Linked DNA regions of Homo sapiens: regions 1 and 3 are each linked to region 2. The links are chromatin contacts, found by Hi-C or POLR2A ChIA-PET in ENCODE. All regions are on one chromosome and are shown on one strand. Each heading gives the region's core, a stretch centred on a gene start or an enhancer-like site at or near the end of the contact. The rest is flanking DNA. Distances are from core to core; before and after follow the strand shown. Region 1 overlaps ARHGAP18 (Rho GTPase activating protein 18). Region 2 holds the start of L3MBTL3 (L3MBTL histone methyl-lysine binding protein 3). Region 3 overlaps ARHGAP18 (Rho GTPase activating protein 18).

The links. Hi-C counts contacts between places; a loop is a spot of excess contacts on that map. ChIA-PET counts read pairs that join two places held with the same protein, here RNA polymerase II (POLR2A). Pooled maps may share reads with other maps.
Region 1: a loop to region 2 is called in a pooled map, with 2.4 times the contacts of the local background. The contact joins the enhancer-like site here to the promoter of L3MBTL3 in region 2. A Hi-C loop is called at or near these places in 1 of 168 maps with a recorded cell type or tissue (endothelial cell of umbilical vein) and 2 of 50 pooled maps. POLR2A ChIA-PET finds 5 or more read pairs at or near these places in 2 of 52 experiments (Caco-2 and PC-3).
Region 3: a loop to region 2 is called in a pooled map, with 2.9 times the contacts of the local background. The contact joins the enhancer-like site here to the promoter of L3MBTL3 in region 2. A Hi-C loop is called at or near these places in 3 of 50 pooled maps. POLR2A ChIA-PET finds 5 or more read pairs at or near these places in 3 of 52 experiments (AG04450, CD4-positive, alpha-beta memory T cell and activated CD4-positive, alpha-beta T cell).

The regions. Positions count from the first base shown.
Region 1 is chr6:129,644,495-129,647,194 of GRCh38, forward strand. All of the region lies in intron 1 of ARHGAP18 (Rho GTPase activating protein 18), which reads right to left. Among named protein-coding and RNA genes, the nearest start is that of ARHGAP18, 64 kb to the right of the region's middle. RefSeq lists an enhancer at 2,668-2,700. Within about 2 kb of position 1,263, at least 7 of the 41 ENCODE cell types and tissues checked have a DNase peak (open chromatin) inside an H3K27ac peak, as active enhancers do; they include endothelial cell of umbilical vein, where a contact is called at or near this core.
Region 2 is chr6:130,017,255-130,019,954 of GRCh38, forward strand. L3MBTL3 (L3MBTL histone methyl-lysine binding protein 3) reads left to right here and starts at 1,327. Exons shown (of 23, transcript NM_032438.4): 1 at 1,327-1,410. RefSeq lists a silencer at 1,807-1,936.
Region 3 is chr6:129,574,128-129,576,827 of GRCh38, forward strand. ARHGAP18 (Rho GTPase activating protein 18) reads right to left here. Exons shown (of 15, transcript NM_033515.3): 15 at 2,005-2,700. Among named protein-coding and RNA genes, the nearest start is that of ARHGAP18, 130 kb to the right of the region's middle. Within about 2 kb of position 1,309, at least 4 of the 41 ENCODE cell types and tissues checked have a DNase peak (open chromatin) inside an H3K27ac peak, as active enhancers do.

The DNA of each region.
Region 1 (2,700 bases), core at 13-2,512, 370 kb before region 2:
GCTTCATTTTTCGTATTGCATGTCAAATAGACAGATGCCTTATCCTTTTGTTTTCTCTCTCATAGTGTGAAATTGACCACCTTACTTCTGTCTCCTTTAACTCTTACCCCCCTGTGAGACCACAATAAGTACTGTAAACTGTGTGAAGTATAATGACTAACGCCAAATAATTGGGTTTATCTGCTCAAGGGAAAAAGGTGCAGTTGAACTAGAAGTACATTAAGCCTTTCACTCCTGAAGGAATGTGTTTATTCTGGCAAGAATTTTCCAGTAAATTTCCATTAAGATAGCATGTGCAGAAAAATGCAAGGTCATTGAGTAACACCATTGTTACATAAATACACCATCTATATCAAGCCTTGCTTTCAAAACATGCATAAAGCAAAAATTGAATAGCTTAGTGCTGATGAATTGACTCAATATTTTGACTTTAATAAGATTCAGAAGCTGAATAGGTTTGTGATAACCTAAAAATACTGAGTCATGGAAAAGAGGAATTTTCTTTTTCTTTTGTCTGTATTTTTTTTTGATCACTGGTAAATACTGCAAGAACACATTTTCATTTTTAAATAAGAGGGGATGAGGAGTGGGAAGGAGACAGCCATTCAGTAATAGACTACCCTCCTTGGTCAACCTGCCACGTATTTTTTAATTTGTCTAAAAATGTAAGTGAACATTCCTTCAGTTTACATCAATGAACATGTTGTGTTACTTCTTTTCTTTGTAGAATATATTCTACTTTTGTACTTCAGACAGGCAGTGACTAAAAGTCTGGACCTTCCTAAAACTGTTCTGCTAAGAGGCCAGTTAACTAGTTTCCTCTTTTCTGTTTTTAGGAGTATGTTATATGATATCATGTTCATTCTGCAAATGGGGTTCAAAAACATAAAGCAACATCTGCTAGATGTAATGAAGTACAGAGCAGAAATATTTTATATTTCCAAAAGATCCAAGTTGACACATGGTGTTGAAATCAAAGAAACACACAGTTTATACCACAGGCAACTACCAGTGACCCCTCCCTGACTTTCTAGCAAGCAATTATTCCAAGTTCCTTCCTCCTCCCTCTCCCTCCAGAATTCTGTGTGCTAATCGTGCCATGGATATGCTTCAGAAGCTCCCGCATTTCTCACCTTTTACAAGTATAATGACAGAACTAGACGCTGTCCTCTAAAGGAAGTTGCCAGAGTTGCTCTATAAAGAATCGCTTCCTAGCTTGCTGTACAAGTCACGCTCTTTCCAATACACCAGAGTATAATCATTTTGCCTTTTTTTACCATGAACACTCACATCACAAGCAAATATTCACTTTACAGATCCTGATGGGCCTTCCTGGAATCTTCTTTTCCATCTTGCTAGCATGTCCTCCATGCTCTGTTTACAAAAATGAGGGCTTTGTTTTGTTGTATTTTCCCAAGGTATATGCTATCCCATTTTCCCGTGATACATTTTCCACCTGGTCAGTGAATTTCAAAGGCACTGATATCATTCAGGGTATGAGTAATAATGCCTGTTATTTATTTTGTCATAGCAAATATTAAACTGGTCTGACATTTTTTCTTTACAAAGAGGTGGGGGTTGCCATTGATTATACTGAGGTCAGCTAGAAGATTGATGATTTATTCTGCTATCAATGCAGTCAGCTCAGTCAGCAAAATGAAATGGAAACATATGGAACTGGGAGTCTAAGTACCAAATGATTCCAGCTCTACTTAACTGCAATCTTTGGTAAATCACTCACTTTCTCTACTCCTCACTTTTCCTATCTAAAAAATGGGAAGAATAACAATGGCCTTGCTTGCTTTGTTTGTTGTGAAAATTCTTACTGAAGTGCCTCATAGGTAACCATGAAAAAGGTCCCCTAGGTAAATTTGTGCTGTACTAACTGCCCCTCCCACTGTTTAATAAGGTCTAGAGGAATCACATATCCTCTAGAATATTCTCAAGCTTTGTGGTCTCAGGACTCCTTTACACACTTAAGATTGTTCTAAGACCCTCAAAGAGCTTTGGCTTATGTAGGCGATATCTACTGATATTTATAATATTAAACGCAGAAACAAAATATTTTAAATGCTATTCACTTAAGAATAAACATCTTCACATAGATAACATTAAAAAGGCCATTTTTCAAATAAAAATAGTGAGATGAGTAGCACTGTTTTATATTTTTGAAACTGCCTTTAATGTCAAGCTTAATAGAAGACATCTGGATTCTTACATCTGCTTCTGCGTTCAATCTTTTACAATATTACAGTTCATGTCGTCTCTGGGAAACTCCACTGTATTCTCATGAGAGAGTGAGAGTGAAAGAGGCAAATAACATCTTAGCGTTATTATGAAAACAGTTTTACTCTCCTAGACACCTGAAAGGGTCTGGAGAGCCTCAGGTGTTCCCAGACCACGCTTTGAAAACCACTGTTTTAAGAATTCTCAAAAACAACACATAATGGGTCTGAAAATGCACGTTTCAATTCTATGGGCAAAACTCCAGAAAGCCCTCTGAGAGAAACAGACTTGCTTTCCTAGTGACTGGACTTATTTCTTTGTTTTTGTTTAGTTCTGTATCTTTTCACAAAAACTGGGACTTATTCCAATATATCCATATTTAATTTATACTATAATGACAAAGAATTAAAATGTCTTTAAAAAAAACCCCTCCCTTGCCAATACTGTTAATCATTTGCTGGTGTCCATTATGTG
Region 2 (2,700 bases), core at 77-2,576:
TTTGTCCGTTTGTTCTGGAGTACATGTTAAGGCATATGGCCTGATTTTTGGTTTGGAGAATTTGGTCACTACACCAACATTAGATATATCGGGTGGTCTGCTTCTATAGGGTAATTTCATGGTCCTAAGGAAAGAATTTAAGAGTTTATGTTCTGAAACTGGTTCAAGAAACATTCCTTAAGTGAAAAAATTCAATCAAGAATAATATTCCCTACACTGGAGAAGGATTTTTAATATAGAACTTCCATCTGTGATATATTTAAATTCTAGGCCTCAGGCAGCAGTTTCAGAAAAGGGCCTCCTTTACCCTTTATTAGATGCAAAATAGTCTACTCTGGGGATGGGAACTTCCTTTTACCTCCCCCCCCCCGCAAAATCTAAGACATGCTTCCCTCATTCCTAAAATCACACATGCTTTTTTTTTTCACACAGCAAACTCTGCTATTGACATCAAAATGTTTATCAAAACTTTAATTACTCGAATTATTTTGTAAGTACTCCTATTAAGTGGAAAAGACCAGTGAAGCTGTCCAAACGGCGGCCCGCAGTCAATGCGCCGAAAGCTGTCAATACTGAAATGTAATACTCTCTTGATCTAGTTTTGACGCTTTAACAAAGACAGGTTTTGCCATTTAGGACCGCTCAGCCATCTTGACTGAATACCTTAAGAGGGTAGTCCTGGACCTGCTTATTGCCAAGGGACTTTCACAGTGTTCTAAGTTACTGTAGGAATCTCAGCCTATTACTCGACAGAGGCCTAACATGTTGGAGCTGTCAATAAAGATCCGCACTTAGGAAGCGGAAAGAAGGCACAAGTTTTATATGCACACTTTCTTTATTATGCATTGTTCCAGCCATCAAAGAGAGGGAGATTGTACTCTCCCAAAGCTTACAACTTTGTTACTTTTCATGACCTGTAGCATGTATTTAGCCTTTGGGCAGTGTTTGTGCAAGACTAAGGCCCACTCTTTAATGGCTGAATGCATACATTTCACAGCACATGGTGGATTCGCTGCTCTGAGAATTGCCTTTAAAAAAAGTAAAGTGAAAAATAGACAAAGAAATCTGGAACCTTAGCAGTGTTTCCTATTTGTTTGGACTGTTCTTGAACCAGCTCTGAGGCGGTGACCGGGCTATTGAAAAGATGCACCTGAAACAGGATCTGCGGGCAGCTGCATTTGCCACCCGGCTTTATTGCTGCTTTCCAGCGGCGAAGGCGCAGCAGCAGTAACAGGGAAGCCAGAGCGAGCCTCCCCGGCAGCGGCGGCGGCGGCGGCGGCACCGGCACCAGCGCAGTTTCCCCTCTCCCCAGCCCTGACTCTACGCGCACATGCGCATTGCGCCCGCAGCCCTGGACCATTTGTCAGGACTACTCGTGAGACGGAGAAAAAAAAAAGAGAAAATTTGGGGGTAAGAAGCGGTTGATCGGATCTAATCTCTAATTAATCTGAAGATTTGTCCGTGCAAAAGCCATTCATTTATTTTTCTGGGTGAGGATGAAAGTTAAGAGCCCTATAGAGGGAAGGAAGCGCACCCTCGTCTTGTGAAACAGATCAGGGGAGGGGAGGGACAGAAGGGGTTTCTCCCCCACTTCTCTGCGCCTCTGGGAAAGAGGAGAAAACTTAATCCCGGGGAAAAAAGTGGGCAAGTGACTCGGAAACGGCTGGAGGGGGAGTCTCTGGGCATCTCACTCTGAAGTAGTGAGTGCGAGTGTGAAAGAGGAACAAAAGAGAGAGAAAAGAGAAAGGAAAAAATGGGGGGAGGAGAGACTTGTATTTTTTTCTTTGCGCGCACACGGGGAAGGGTGTGGGGGGCCGTGCGGAAGGGAGCCGGGGCGAGGCGGCCGCGTTGGGCTCAGGCTGGCGCGCAGGCGGCGGGATGCGTGTGGCCCCCTCCCCCGCGCCCCCCGAGCTTGTCACTTTGGTCGCTTTCGTGACACCGGGCGCGGGGTGGGGGAGCGCGGCGGCGCCGGGCTCCACCGGGGTGCGTGTCCGGGTGGGCGCCGCGGAGCCGCAGCCCAGGCGGCGAGCGCGGCCGCCGAGGCGGGGGGCGCCGGCGGGGGGCGCGGGGGCGGCCGGGGCCGCGGATCGGTGCGGCGGGAGGCGCGAGCCCCGCGCGCCGCCCCTGCGGCCCCCTCCGCCCGTGTGGCCTTTGTGCCGGGCGCGCACCGGAGAGCGAGCGAGCGGGCGGGCGAGCGCGAGAAGTACAAGTACGGGAGACCGAGGCAGTGGGAAAAGAGGCCGGGCCACTTTCTCCCCTTTCGGGCTGCGGAGAATGGACTGGTTGAATGTGCAGGCGCGTCTCCCCGGCGTGTGCTGTGTGTGTGCGCGGCGGAAAGGCCTGCCCGACTCCCACCGCGCACACGCACACTCACACGCACGCACACACACGGACCCGCGGCGGGGCTCGGCGGCCGAGAGTTTGCGTGGCTTCCTCGCCGCCTCCCTCTTCCCAACCGAGTGTGTGAGAATTTCATATAGATCAGCTCCAATTTCCGCCATTTTGGGAAAGTTGCACAAAAATAAACCCTCCGGTTTATTTCTGCCCGAGGCAGGAAAGTGCTTTGGGAAGCGAGGCGGCGCGGGCCCGCGGCGGCCGTCCGCGCGGGAGAGGGCGCGGGCCGCGGGCCGGGCCGGGAGCCCGCGCCGTCGCGGCGTTCGCCCCGCGCCGTGCCGCGCCGCGCCGGCCCGGGTGCGGGCG
Region 3 (2,700 bases), core at 59-2,558, 440 kb before region 2:
AAGAGCTTCTGCACAGCAAAAGAAACTACCATCAGAGTAAACAGACAACCTACAGAATGGGAGAAAATTTTTGCAGTCTATCCATCTGACAAAGGGCTAACATCCAGAATCTTCAAGGAACTTAAACAAATTTACAAGAAAAAATCAACCCCATCAAAAAGTGGGTGAAGGATATGAACAGACACTTCTCAAAAGAAGACATTTATGCAGCCAACAAACATGAAAAAAAGCTCATCATCACTGGTCATTAGAGAATTGCAAATCAAAACCACAATGAGATACCATCTCATGCCAGTTAGAATGGTGATCGTTAAGAAGTCAGGGAACAACAGATGCTAGAGAGGATGTGGAGAAATAGGAACACTTTACACTGTTGGTGGGAGTGTAAATTAGTTCAACCATTGTGGAAGACGGTGTGGTGATTCCTCAAGGATCTGGAAGCAGAAATACCATTTGACCCAGCAATCCCGTTACTGGCTATATGCCCAAAGGATTATAAACCATTCTACTATAAAGACACATGCACACGTGTGTTTACTGCAGCACTGTTCACAATAGCAAAGACTTGGAACCAACACAAATGCCCATCAATGATAGACTGGATAAAGAAAATGTGGCACATATACACCATGGAATACTATGCAGCCATAAAAAAGGATGAGTTCATGTCCTTTGCAGGGACATGGATAAAGCTGAAAACCATCATTCTCAGCAAACTAACACAGGAACAGAAAACCAAACACCGCATGTTCTCACTCGTAAGTGGGAATTGAATAACGAGAACACATGGAGACAGGGAGTGGAACATCACACACCAGCGCCTGTCAGAGGTTGGGGGGCTAGGGAAGGGATAGCATTAGGAGAAATACCTAATGTATATGACAGGTTGATGGGTGCAGCAAAACACCATGGCACATATATACCTGTGTAACAAACCTGCACGTTCTGCACATGTATCCCAGAACTTAAACTATATTAAAAAAAAAAAAAGTTAATTATGCCTTCTTATCTTAGACATCCCTTCACTTACTTTCCCGGTTCACTGCCTTCCTTCTTGTCATAATCGTTCTGCTTGAAATGGACGTTGTGAAAAGCCTAATTTCAGCTTAGAAAAATGTCCTCTTCTACCGCCCTTCCCATTCAATGGATTAAGGATAAAAGCAGACAAACAGATTGAACATAGAAACTCTGAAATTATTTACAATTTCAGAATCGGTAATCAAAGCAAGAGCTCCACAGTGTTCTTACCTAGCTGCCTTGCAGATGCCTGGCACTGAGTCTTAGCAACTTCCCTATGAACTCGGGTTCATTTTAAAAACTTCCCGTAGTTTCGATTCAAAGGAATGCCTGACCAATACTGCCACCTACTGATGAGTAGGTGAGAAATCAGGACAATCAGATGGAGAGTCCAAACCAGTTTAATGAAAACGAAGACAGACAATAATGAAAAATTCCTTGAAGTCGGTAAAATAATCTGCCTTTCCCAGAGAGTACTAGTAAGGAATTTACATCGAATCCTACAGCAGCATTAAGCAAAGATTGTGTAAGTGCAAAGAATTACAATGACCTCTGATACAGTCTGGCTCTGTGTCTCCACCCGAATCTTATCTTGAATTGTAATCTGAATTGTAATCCCCATATGTTGGGGGAAGGATCTTGTGGGAAGTGACTGAATCATGGGGGCAGTTCCCCGTGCTGTTCTTGTGATTGTGAGTTCTCACAAGATCTAATGGTTTTGTGAGGGGCTTTTCCCCGCTTCACCCTGTGCTTCTCATCCTTCTCCTTCCTGGCACCATGTGAAGGACATGTTTGCTTACCCTTCTGCCATGACTGTAAGTTTCCTGAGGCCTCCCCAGCCATGTAAGTCAATTAAACCTCTTTATAACTCACCCAGTCTCAGGTATTTCTTCCTAGCAGTGTGAGAACAGATTAATGAAGCCTCTTTCAGAAAAGAGCATCACCAACGTTACCAGGACAACCAGTCCTCCTTTAAGAATTCAAATGTTTTAAACTCAAGGCAAATATATTTATTTTTATTTTGTCTCATACACACACAGAAAAACAAATAAAAATCTAGCCTGAGATTTAAAACTCACTAAGGAAAAAAAATCACAGCAAAAGCAGTAGGTTAACATCAGGATATTTATATTCAAGGCTCTATGGTATCAAGTTTTTTTTCTCTTTAGAGCCAGGCATGGTGGCATGCACCTGTGGTCCTAGCTACTCACGAGGCTGAGGCAGGAGGTTTGCTTGAGCCCCAGTGCTTGAGGCTGCAGTTAGCCGCGAATGCACTGCTGTACTCCAATCTGGAAAACAGAGCAAGACCCTGTCTCTAAAAAATTTGAGATTTTTTAAAGTCCATATTTTTTTGTTATTTAAACGTGATATTATTCAACATTGATGAACTTGGGTCGTGAGTTCTAAAAGGGATTCAAAATAAAATGGCATTTTCACTTTTTTAAAATTAAGATACTTTTTCATGATCAAAAATATGTTGTGTCTCCCTCCTGACCCTCCTTTTCAGGTAGGTAGCAAACGTTGCGAAATTTAGTTGGCATATGCTTCAGACAACCTTTTACTTAAATCATTATCCTCACTGCTATCTTTTTTTTTGAAGTTGTATACTCCTAAAATGTTTTAAGCACTTAATTTTTCTTTTATATTATTAATTGTTTTCAACCCACTAATAAGTACCATTTT